2 separate regions of the Mus musculus genome follow, and region 1 is linked to region 2. The links are chromatin contacts, found by Hi-C in ENCODE. All regions are on one chromosome and are shown on one strand. The core of a region is the stretch at or near the end of the contact, and the rest is flanking DNA. Distances in the headings are between cores, read along the strand shown. Region 1 holds the start of Gmps (guanine monophosphate synthetase). Region 2 holds the start of Dhx36 (DEAH (Asp-Glu-Ala-His) box polypeptide 36).

Region 1 (5,503 bases), core at 2,648-5,147, 1.5 Mb before region 2:
CCTAAGGACCTGAATTTGATGCCTGAGGCAAAGCACATGGAGAAGCAATTCCTGTAAGCTGTCCTCTGACTTCCACATGCACACTGTGTCTCCATATGTACCAAATAAAATGTTTAATTACACTGTTTTAAAAAATGGGGTCACTGTCAGCTCCACCAGACAGAAATGTAAACTGTTAACTTATGTTGTATTTCTAAGGTATGGATTCAGAAGTTCTTTTAAGTGTAAGATGTTAGATACACCCTTTCGTGGACACATGAACCTGTGAGTCCAAGGTGCCATTTCTGACTGATGTGGTCACTCCTACTGAGCTTTATGCACACCCTCACGAAGGAAAACAACCCTGCTCTGTTAGCAGGTCTGACTGCTGGCTGTTATGCCAGCACTCATACTATCTGTGCCTCCTCTGGACAGAAAGTGATAGGATCACCCCATTAGGCACAGCATTCCTAAAAACATCAATGAGGTCATTAAAGCCTGCTGCTAGAATGTAGTATGGCCACTTCCACTTTAAAATCTCTTACTTTAGAATTTTCTTACTGTTTACCTGAGAAAAAAACAGAATACACACATCTAACCTAGAACACTAACTTTTATTCTTAATTTTAAACTTTCAAACTTGCCTGCTAAGTATAAATTTCTAACACCTCTAGAAAGTAATTTAGCAAAACCTAGAGGTGTTATTTATTTTTTACAGCCAATTTAACATAACCTAGAGTCACGGGGGGAGGAGGAGTTGAGAGGGTCTGGGAAAGAAAACCTTAACTACCTATATCTGTTTGAGCTGGGGGGGGGGGCATTTTCTGAGGGCTAAATTCTACAGAATGGCCTGGCCCAAAGAAAGACTATCATAACTAGGCAAAGAGTCCTGGGATATTAAAGAAAGCTAGCCAATTGTAAGTTTGGAAAGAAGCAAGAAAGCCAGCCTGCAAAGCATCATTTCGCACATGTTAAGTCTTGACTTTCCTCAATGATAAACTGTGTCCAAGTGTGTAAACCAAACCAACCCCTTTCCTTACCAAGTTGCCTGTGGTCAAAATGCCTTATTATAGAAAATAAGGGAACTAGGACAAAAGGGCTAAGAGATATGTATTGGACAATAATGCAAAAGTAGAAGAGTGGGAATGAATGAAACAAAATTTCCCATGTCCCAAAAGCAACTGAAGTTGGATGATAAATCCAGTGCACTATTTTGGTCTGGGCTCTTATCATGGTTTCTGCAAGACCTGGGACTGGGGAGAGGATCCAGAGAAGGGACTAGAAGGGAGGAAGAGAAATGGGAGAAACACAGAAGAAGATGTAGGTCAGTTAGACTGCCTGCCTGCAAAGTAAGAAGCCCTTTAGTGGTCTTGTTTCAATTTTGCCACCATTATGAGAAAATCAAGAGCTTACTAGCATCAGATGAGACAACATAAAATGGGGCTAGACAATGACAGGTGGCGCACAAATTTCTGAACAAAGAAAAATAATACAGTTTTAAGTTCTTTACTCCTGTGCCTTTTAATTATCATTCTCATGGCTATAGCTAACTGTTAAGTCATAGTAACATAATCATTATATAGTGTAGTGGTATAGTACTTTACAGCCCAGGTCCACCGGCCCAGGGCTGGCACCTCCTACAAGGTAACCCATCCTATCCACGTTTAAAAAAGAAAAAAGAAAAAAATGACCTACAGACTTGCCTACCGTCCACCTGGGAGGCATTTTCTTAACTGCTTTCTATTTATCTTTCCAAATAACAAAAAGCCAAACAGAACACTCATTTATATAAAATATTGGTACAGAATTTCTAAAAGTTTTAAAAACAAGGGCTGGGTTAATGGCTCTGGGGTTATGAGCACTGCACTGCCTGCTCTTCCTGAGGATCCAGGTTCAATTCTTTGAACCCACATGGCAGCTCACAACTGTCTGTAATTCCAGTCCCAAGGGATCTTATGTCATTTTCTGGCCTCCATGACCACACGGGCACGAACATGTGGTACACAGACACACTTGCAAGAATAACACCATAAATGTACGTGTGTGTGTGTGTGTGTGTGTGTGTGTGTGTGTGGAGGAGGCTAGCCTTACACTGATGTATGTCTTCTCACTGACGGTGCTGGAATAGCATCTGTGATGGTTAATCCTAATAGGCCAGCTTAAGAATTACTTTATTACTTTTATTAAGTTTTTTTGCATTTTATTTTTAAATTCCTTATAACAGTGTTGTGCCTATATGTTTGTCTGCACCATTTGCATGCAGTGTCTACAGGGACCAAGTGAGGATGTTGGATCATCTGAGCTGGAATTACAGACAGCTGTGAGTTGGCCACTCTACCACATGACCTTGACATAAAATTTAGCTATTCACCTTAAACTCAAATAAATCACAATGATCAAAAATATCATCTTAAGAAAATATTGAGCCGGGCAGTGGTGGCACACGCCTTTAATCCCAGCACTTGGGAGGCAGTGGCAGGCGGTTTTCTGAGTTCGGGGTCAGCCTGGTCTACAGAGTGAGTTCCAGGACAGCCAGGGCTACACAAAGAAACCCTGTATCGGAAAAAAAAAAGCAAAATAATAATTAAAAAATGTTGAAAAAATACTGAAATAATTTTGTGAAAATATTCTTCTAGATCGCAGTAGGTTCTATAAAACCGCAGCGAACTCATCCACCATAAAGATGAGTTCCAGTGAGTTGTAAGATTAAAAATTAAAGACAAATGTACAAAACTGTAAGGTGAGACTTATTCTTCAGACCATGACAGGTGCCTAGGTTTGAAAATATAGGAGCTACCTAATAATGTTTATTCATTTGTTCAACACAGGTTTTTGAATGATTCCTACATATTAAGCAGCCATTCGCGAGTTTGTGACACTTAAGCTCCATGTTTGCAAGGGCAGAAATTATTCCTGGCTCTAGAACAGCTATCCAAAAGTTTGGAGTTTCATACACCCGAAGAGAAATTTAACCAGATTGCTAAAGCTAGGTCACAAGCATGCACAAGCGTGATGTACACCTTGCTAAAGTAAATTATATTCCAACACCGCAGTTTCTCGATGACAAAACTGACTTTGTGAAGGTCAGAAAGCTCTCCAGGTCAAAGACGATTAGGTCGGAAGGGAAAGGGGACCAATTCAGACCAGGCAATTAAGAACGATGTCTAAGGCTGGGAGTTGGAAGCCACAAACGGGCATCAACGGCCCAACGCTCTCGCGTCTTGGCTAACGCAGTTAACTTTTTCCAGCACCCGTGGAGAACCTGGCTCCCAAGAAAAGGCCCCAAAGGCGGGAAAATGTCCCCGAAAACTAGCACGTAATACACGAGACAGAGTGCGCAGGAGCAGAACCTTTAACTCTACCCCTCCGAGGATGGCGGGAGAAGAGGGTGAGAAGCACACCTGGGCCCAGGAACAGAAGCTGTGGTCAATAGAGTCAGAAAGGCCTGCACTAGGCTGGAAAGAATACAGGCCCGCCTGGCCGGACCGCCGCAGGCGAGGCCCCGACCCTGCCCTGCGGTTGAAGGGCCCCGAAGTCCCCAAGAATCGCGGCCCACAGCCAGGTCGCCTCTCCGCTGGAACTCGATGCTTCACTAGCAAAGCCAACAAAGCGCCTCGGATGCAATAAAGCCGCGCCGCAGGCCGGGCTGACACATGTAGAGCGCCACTGACCCGGCCGAGGGAGACGGACGGACCCCCAGGTCTCGCTCACGCTGCCGGAGGGCGGCAGAGACGCCAATCACAGACTGACCTTGGAATCTCCGTTGCACAGGGCCATCGGGGACCAACGCCGCGGGTGCAGACTGCTGGCAAGGCCTGGACGCCAGAGGCTCAACACCGGGACCGGCAGAAGCGTGAAGAACAAGAGCAGCCCGGAACCTAACAGCGGCCTCAGAACACAGAAGCGCGCGCAGGCCCTGCCTCCAGCTTCCGCCCGACCTCCTCTAACCGGCCCCGCCTCTTAGAGGCGGGACCATGCAAGCCCCGCCCTCGTCGTCACCCCGGGAAGATAACACCAAACCTACCAGAAAGGAAAGCATCAGCCATGCCCCCAGTCTGGGCAATAGAACTGGATGTGATAGCTGACAATAATTAAGTAGTGGCTACATACCACCTCAAACTTCAAGTTTTTATAAACTGCAAGATACATTTAAGTAATGGATTCACCGTGTCACAAATAGTGGCTCAATTTTTCTGGTTTTTTTTTGTTTTATTTTGGTTTTGTTGTTTTTCTAAATAAGGTCACTCAGCAGACCAGGCTAGCCTCAAAGTTACATCCAGCTGCCTCTGACTCCTAAGTGCTAAAATTAAAGGTGTGTGCCATCACCTCTGTTTTTTAACAATAAGCTGTAGATTCCTCAGAGAGCCTACCTTGTTGAAGAAATTATATTTATTTGATTGCCTGTTTAGTTTTTGTTTGTCTGTTTCTTTTTTCTTTTGTAAGAATGTATGGTAGCCAGTCACCACCTTTGATCCCAGCAATCTGGAGGCTGAGGCAGGCACATCTTAGTTCCAGGCCAGATTTTTTTTTCTTTTTTTTTTTTTTTTGGTTTTTCAAGACAGGGTTTCTCTGTATAGCCCTGGCTGTCCTAGAACTCACTTTGTAGACCAGGCTGGCCTCGAACTCAGAAATCCGCCTGCCTCTGCCTCCCGAGTGCTGGGATTAAAGGCGTGCGCCACCACGCCCGGCTCAGATTTTTAAAAATAAGGAAAGAAAGTAATTAAAAGAAAAATGTTCAGAGGCTCTTGATCTCTCTCTCTCTCTCTCTCACTCTGGTGCCAGAACAGCCAGGGCTATACAGAGAAACCCTGTCTCAAAAAAAAAAAAAAAAAAAAAAAAAGAAGAAGAAGAAAAGAAAGAAAGAAAGAAAGAAAGAAAGGGAAAAGGGAAAAGGGAAAAGGGAAAAGGGAAAAGGGAAAGGGAAAGGGAAAGGGAAAGGAAAGGAAAGGAAAGGAAAGGAAAGGAAAAAAGAAAACCCAACATCCTCCCATGGCCTCAGTGCCTATAAACACATGTACACATAACCCCCCCCCCCCCAACACACACACAATGAAATAAGAACTTTTGCAAGCAACAGCAAAAAAGAATGGCTGATGTGAAGGAAGAAGCCAGGTGTCATTGGTGTCCTAACACTTGCTAGTGCATCCCTGTGAGTTGGAGGCCAGCCTAGGACACATAGAAAAAGACAGGAAAGGAGAACTGCTGTGGATGATAAAGGACACAGATAGGATTTATGATAAACTATCAAGTAATAAAAGCTGGAAATGTTAAAGAATCATTTTCAGCTATCATAACAATAGTAAATTAGGACATGAAATATTAGTAGATGCTAAAATTAAAGAGTGGAAGATAAGAAGCAAGTTTTATTTATACTGTCACAGAGTATCTTCCCACATTATTACTTATGCAATGTAAAATAGCAAATTTTTCTGTCTTTGCTTGTTTTTGAGTAGAGTTTCACTGTTAACCCTTGATAGCTATGAACTAGACATGATCCAACTGCATGAGCCTCCCAAGTGTATAT
Region 2 (5,489 bases), core at 1,439-3,938:
TTTCTGAGTTCAAGGCCAGCCTGGTCTACAGAGTGAGTTCCAGGACAGCCAGGGCTATACAGAGAAACCTTGTCACAGAAAAACCAACAACAACAATAACAACAACAACAACAACAAAAACCCTTCTATCTGCCGTTTTTTTGTAGCTTTTGCTTTTGTTGTTGGTCAAGCATCTCCATCACCTTTAAATCAGATGTCTAAATAAAAACCTTTGGTGAAAATTAAAACCAAGCGGTTAAATCACTCAATTGCTTTATAACAGGTGGCACAAGGCACTGACTAGTCTTGTTAATAATCAGCACATGGCTTCAAATCAGTGTGTGAATCTTAAACTGTGCTTTATATTTCTCAAGTGTCCTGCCTTGAATTCTGGAACATATACCTATTTTATGCTATTAGATATGATAAGTAAGTAAAGATTATTTTTAAATAAAGTAAAGTAAAAGTAAAGATTAAAGTAAAAGTAAAGTAAAGATTATTAAAGATAAAGTAAAGTAAAGATTATTTTTTTTATTTATTTACATTCCAGTCATCGCCTCCCCTCCTGCTTCCCCTCTCCCACAGTTCTTCATCCCATTCCTCCTTTCCCTTGCCTCCAAGAGGACAGTCCCCTCAAGACTACCCACTTCCCTGGGGTCTCAAGTCTCTGGAGGATTAAGCACAACTCTCACTGAAGCCAAACCAGGCAGACCTCTGCTATATCTGTGCCAGGGGCCTGTGCTTGGCCCATGTATGCTCCTGGTTGGTGGCTCAGTCTCTGGGAGCTCCCTGGGTCCAGGTTAGTTGAGACTGCTGTTCTTCCTATGGGGCCATCCTGTCTTCATCTTCTTCAGTCCTTCTTCTAATTCAACCACAAGGGTCCTCAACTTCAGTTCAATGTTAGGTGTAAGTATCTGTGTTTGTCTCAGTTCACTGCTGGTAAGGCCTCTCAGAAGATAATCATGCCAGGCTCCTGTCTGTAAGCACATCATAGATCAGAAATAGTGTCAGGCCTTGTTGCTTGGAGCCCAAGTTGGGACGGTCATTGGACTGACTTTCCTTTTGTCTCTTATCCATTTTTGTCCCTGCAGTTCCTTTAGGCAGGAACAAATCTGGGTCAGAAAATTTAACTGTGGGTTAGTAACCCAGTCCCTCTTCTTGAGACCCTGTCTATCTACTGGAGGTAGTAGTCTCTTTAAGTTCCCTCTCCTCACTTTTGGGCATTTTGGCTAAGGTCACCCACATTGAGTCCTGAGAGTCTCTCACCTCCCCGGTCTCTAGTACTTTAGTACTTTCTAGAGACCCCCGCGCCCCTCCCATCCCCTTGGCTGCTTATTTCCATTCATTCTCCTGGCCCTCTGGGCTTCTCTCCTGCTCACCCACCCAATACTTTATCCTGTTTCATTTTCCCCTCCCCCTTCCATTCGGCTACCTCCATCCCTCTGCCCCCATGATTATTTTCTTCCCCCTTCTAAGTGGGATTGAAGCATCCTCATTTGAGCCTTTCTGCTTGTTAAACTTTAAGTACTGTGGATTGTATCCTAGGTATTCTGTACTTTTTTAGTTAATATCCACTTATCATTGAGTACGTACCATGCATGTCCATTTGGGTCTGGATTACTTCGATGATCAGGATATTTTCTTGTTCCATTCATTTGCATGCAAAATTCATGATGTCCTCATTTTTAATAGCTGAATAGTATTCCACTGAGTAAATGAACCACATTTTCTGTATCCATTCTTTGGTTGTTTCCAGCTTCTGGCAATTACATATAAGGCTGTTATGAACATAGTGGAGCACATGTCCTTGTGGTATGGTAGGACATCTTCTCATATATTCACAAGAGTGGTATAGTTGGGTCTTCAGGTAGAACTATTTCTAATTTTCTGAGGAACTGCCAGATTAGATACAAGTAACCTATGACAGCCTCAAACTCATTATACAGCTAAGGGTCAAATTCTGATTTATCATCTTCCATCTGCTGTTTGCTGAGATTGCATACCTGCACCACAACACCGTTTATACTGTTTGGGATTAAAACCATGCCAGGCAAGCACTCTTATCAATTGAGCTGACACCCAAGTTCCAGGATTAAAGTTTTTTTTTTTTTTTAAGATTTATTTATTTTATGTATATGAGTTTACTATAGCTGTTTTCAGACACACCAAAAGAGGGTATGGGATTTGATTATGGATGGTTGTGAGCAACCATGTGGTTGCTAGGAATTGAACTCATGACTTCTAGGAGGAGCAGTCAGTGCTCTTAACGGCTGAGCCGTCTCTCCAAGCCTAGTATTAGAGAGTCTTTAAAGAAGGTATTTGGGTGCGTATATTTGACTGAAAGAGGTGCCAGGCGTTTTCTAAGAAATAAGAACTTCTTTGGTCTTTGAGGACAGAGTACACAATGGTCGATGGTTTTGTTGGGTATGTATTTGCATGGCTTTGCAAATAAGTTCTAGGTTTAACAAAGTAATTAAAATTCACTCAAATTTCCACATTTTCTCAGGCTAGTTTAAATTCCCCGCCATCCGAAGGACGCCCACCCAGGAGCTAAGTTTCTGGCCAGAACACGAACCGCGGCTCACACCGCTGGCGCCGTCCGTGACGTCACCGGAAATGTCTGCTTGTGACACTCAACGTCCCGCCCTCTCGCGCTGGGCGCCGGAAGCAAAGCAGAGGGGAATGTGCGCCCGCTTCCGGGCCCGGACGCCATTTTCAGCGGTTGAGTTTTGGCAGAGCTGCTAGTCGGCTCCGACAATGAGCTACGACTATCATCAGAGCTGGAGCCGCGATGGGGGCCCACGGGGCTCCGGCCAGGGCTCCAGCGGCGGCGGCGGCGGAGGGAGCCGGGGCTCGGGCGGCGGCGGAGGGGGCCGCGGCGGCCGGGGCCGGCATCCCGCACACCTTAAGGGTCGCGAGATCGGCCTGTGGTACGCCAAGAAGCAGACGCAGAAGAACAAGGAGGCTGAGAGGCAGGAGGTATGGAGGTCTCGTCAGGACGCGTTTGCTCTCCCTGGCGTTTGCTCGAGCTCGATGCAACCTCTGTCGAGCCCCGGGTAACGGGTCACCCGATGGGTTGCGCCTCCATCCCAAGCCATCACTGCTGCAGCCGATGCATGCTCTGTTTACGGACTTGAGAACTGAACTGAGGGTGAATGCTAAATTCAGACTCTAGCCAAGCCGACTCTTATTAGGGGATGCAATCATTTAGAATGCTTGCTGTCACCTTTAAGTTTTTTCCCCGAAGCAGCCAACAAAAGCATTAAAACACTGTCTTAAGTGTGTAGATCTTGGAGAAAAAAGTAGTTTAGGTAATAGTATTAGCATTAAAGTGAGTCATATGCTGGTCTTTTTTTTTTTTTTTTTCTCCCTTTCTGTTCTGAATTTTCTGTTGACTAGCAGCGCCTCTTTTAAGACTTATTGAAAGGAAGACGCTGTAGAGAAGTATTTGGCTAATTTCATCAGGAAATTGTCAGTTTGGTTTGTATCTTGAAGACCTGTAGTATAGGAAGCATCGTGTTTTTGTTGTCTGTTTTGTTTTGTTTTGTTTTGTTTTGTTTTGTTTTACCTGAGACAGGGTTTGTGTAGCCTTGGCTGTTCTGAACCTGCTCTGTAAATCAGGTTGGCCCTGAACACACAGAGATCCACCTACCTCCGAGATTAGAGGTGTGCACCACCAACCCAGCAAACATAATGGTTTTTGAGTGACCTGGTCTAAGTAACTCCATCATTGCGCAGAATCTTTAAGTGTTTGGACACTGTTTCATACATGCTTTTTTGAATGCTAAAGACCTTTGCATTCTAATAGGGGGAAAGAAATACCTAAACAAATAAGTTCAATAAGCGGATCTTTCCAGATATACACAGGACACACGTAACTTGTGCCCTGGATATTGATGCTACATAGTGCAGGCTGACCTTGTACTCCTAGTCCTCTTTTCATTCCCAGTGCTGGGATTTCATATGTGCACACCTCAGGGCTAGGCTTTTTTTATTAGTTGACCCCTTGATCCCAGTCCCATCCCCAAACTTCCACTTTAGCAAATGCCAGTGTTGTTTATTCACCTGCCATGTGGAAGTGAGCATTGATTTTTCTCTTTTCATTTTGGGAAATCTGTTTGCTCTGCTTTCTTGCTTATCTCTGCAGCAAGTATGGGTCAGACCTCTTAACTTGTTATTTGAATTATAGCCGCCCACCCCAGTCCCATTGTGGTCTCTTAAAACGTGATTCCTTAAGTGGTCTTTAGATCATTTTATTCTTTACTTCCCAACTTGTTTATTGAAGCCATGCAGCTTCTGCCTCTCATTGGTGTTGCCTGGGAACCATGTGATCTGGCTGTAACCTGTAACCCTCCTTGGGTTGATTTTTCCCAGCTCAAGCTCTGAGGCTGATGTAATCATTTATGATTTCTGCTCCTTATTACTTTTTTTTTTTTTTTTTTACCATTTTCCTCTCTAAAACGAGTCTTTGAATTATCTCTAAACATGGTTTTCAATTGGTATAATTCTTTTCAGCACTTTTGGCTTGATAAGATTTTTATCCTAGAATTTCCATCGCTTTTACATTCAAACAAGCCTCATGCTTGCAGATGAAAATACTCCAGTGGGTCCTCATAGTTCTTTCCATATATGTGTATGGCAAACTTACTATTATAGTACCTAATTTATAGAGATGATGTGTGCTAAGGGCCATAGACAGAATGCTATGTTACTAAATAGGAGGATATGGGCTTTCTAGTCAAATGAAAGGATCTTAAAAGATAGAGATAGTTAGCCGTTACTGGGCTACAAGTGAGGGCTTCTGGATGAGCAAGGCTTCGCAGCCTTTCTAATTCTGTGACCTTTTAATACAGTTCCTCATGTTTTGGTGACACCCCCCACCCCCATACACACATGCCTTAAATTTATTTGGTTGCTGTTTTGTAATTTTTTTTTTTTGCTCTTCTTATAAGTGTAATGTAAATGTCTGTGTTTTCCAGTGGGCTTACGAGACTCCTGTGAAAGGGTCGTTTGACATTAAGGGGTCTATGAGAGACGATGACCTAGAAACATCTTCACTAGATTTAGCATTTGGCATTGCAAGGGCCCGTGGATACTATTGAAATGAGGGTACATAATGAAAAGAATGGCCTAGTTCTGAAGTAGACCTATCTTGTTTCTCCAACTTGAATATGCATAGGATTCACCTGGCACCTAGTTAAAGTAAATGACCGGACAGAGCCAGAGAGTCTACTTCTCTAACAGACTTACACATGATGCCAGCGTTACTCGCCATGTAGGTCATTCCAGCTGTAAAGTGGGCAACACATAATTAGAGGAAGAGAAGACCGGGGAGAAAATTCAAGGGTGGAATACCCAGAGGTGGGGAGAAGGGCATGGAAATTGATAGTGGCAGGCAGTCGAATTCTGGAGACGAGGAAATGGAGCACTTGCCAGTAGGTTTGCTGGTGATGCTGAAAACTAGAACATAGCTTTAGGCCTGGGGAAACGAAACGGCGGGGATGATTTCA

The links. Hi-C counts contacts between places; a loop is a spot of excess contacts on that map.
Region 1: a loop to region 2 is called in a map of T-helper 1 cell, with 4 times the contacts of the local background. The contact joins the promoter of Gmps here to the promoter of Dhx36 in region 2. A Hi-C loop is called at or near these places in 3 of 37 maps with a recorded cell type or tissue (T-helper 1 cell, T-helper 17 cell and left cerebral cortex).

Annotation. Positions count from the first base shown.
Region 1 is chr3:63,974,537-63,980,039 of GRCm38, reverse strand. It overlaps Gmps (guanine monophosphate synthetase), which reads right to left and starts at 3,897. Exons shown (of 16, transcript NM_001033300.2): 1 at 3,730-3,897. The coding sequence starts at 3,756.
Region 2 is chr3:62,504,187-62,509,675 of GRCm38, reverse strand. It overlaps Dhx36 (DEAH (Asp-Glu-Ala-His) box polypeptide 36), which reads left to right and starts at 2,688. Exons shown (of 25, transcript NM_028136.2): 1 at 2,688-2,958. The coding sequence starts at 2,737.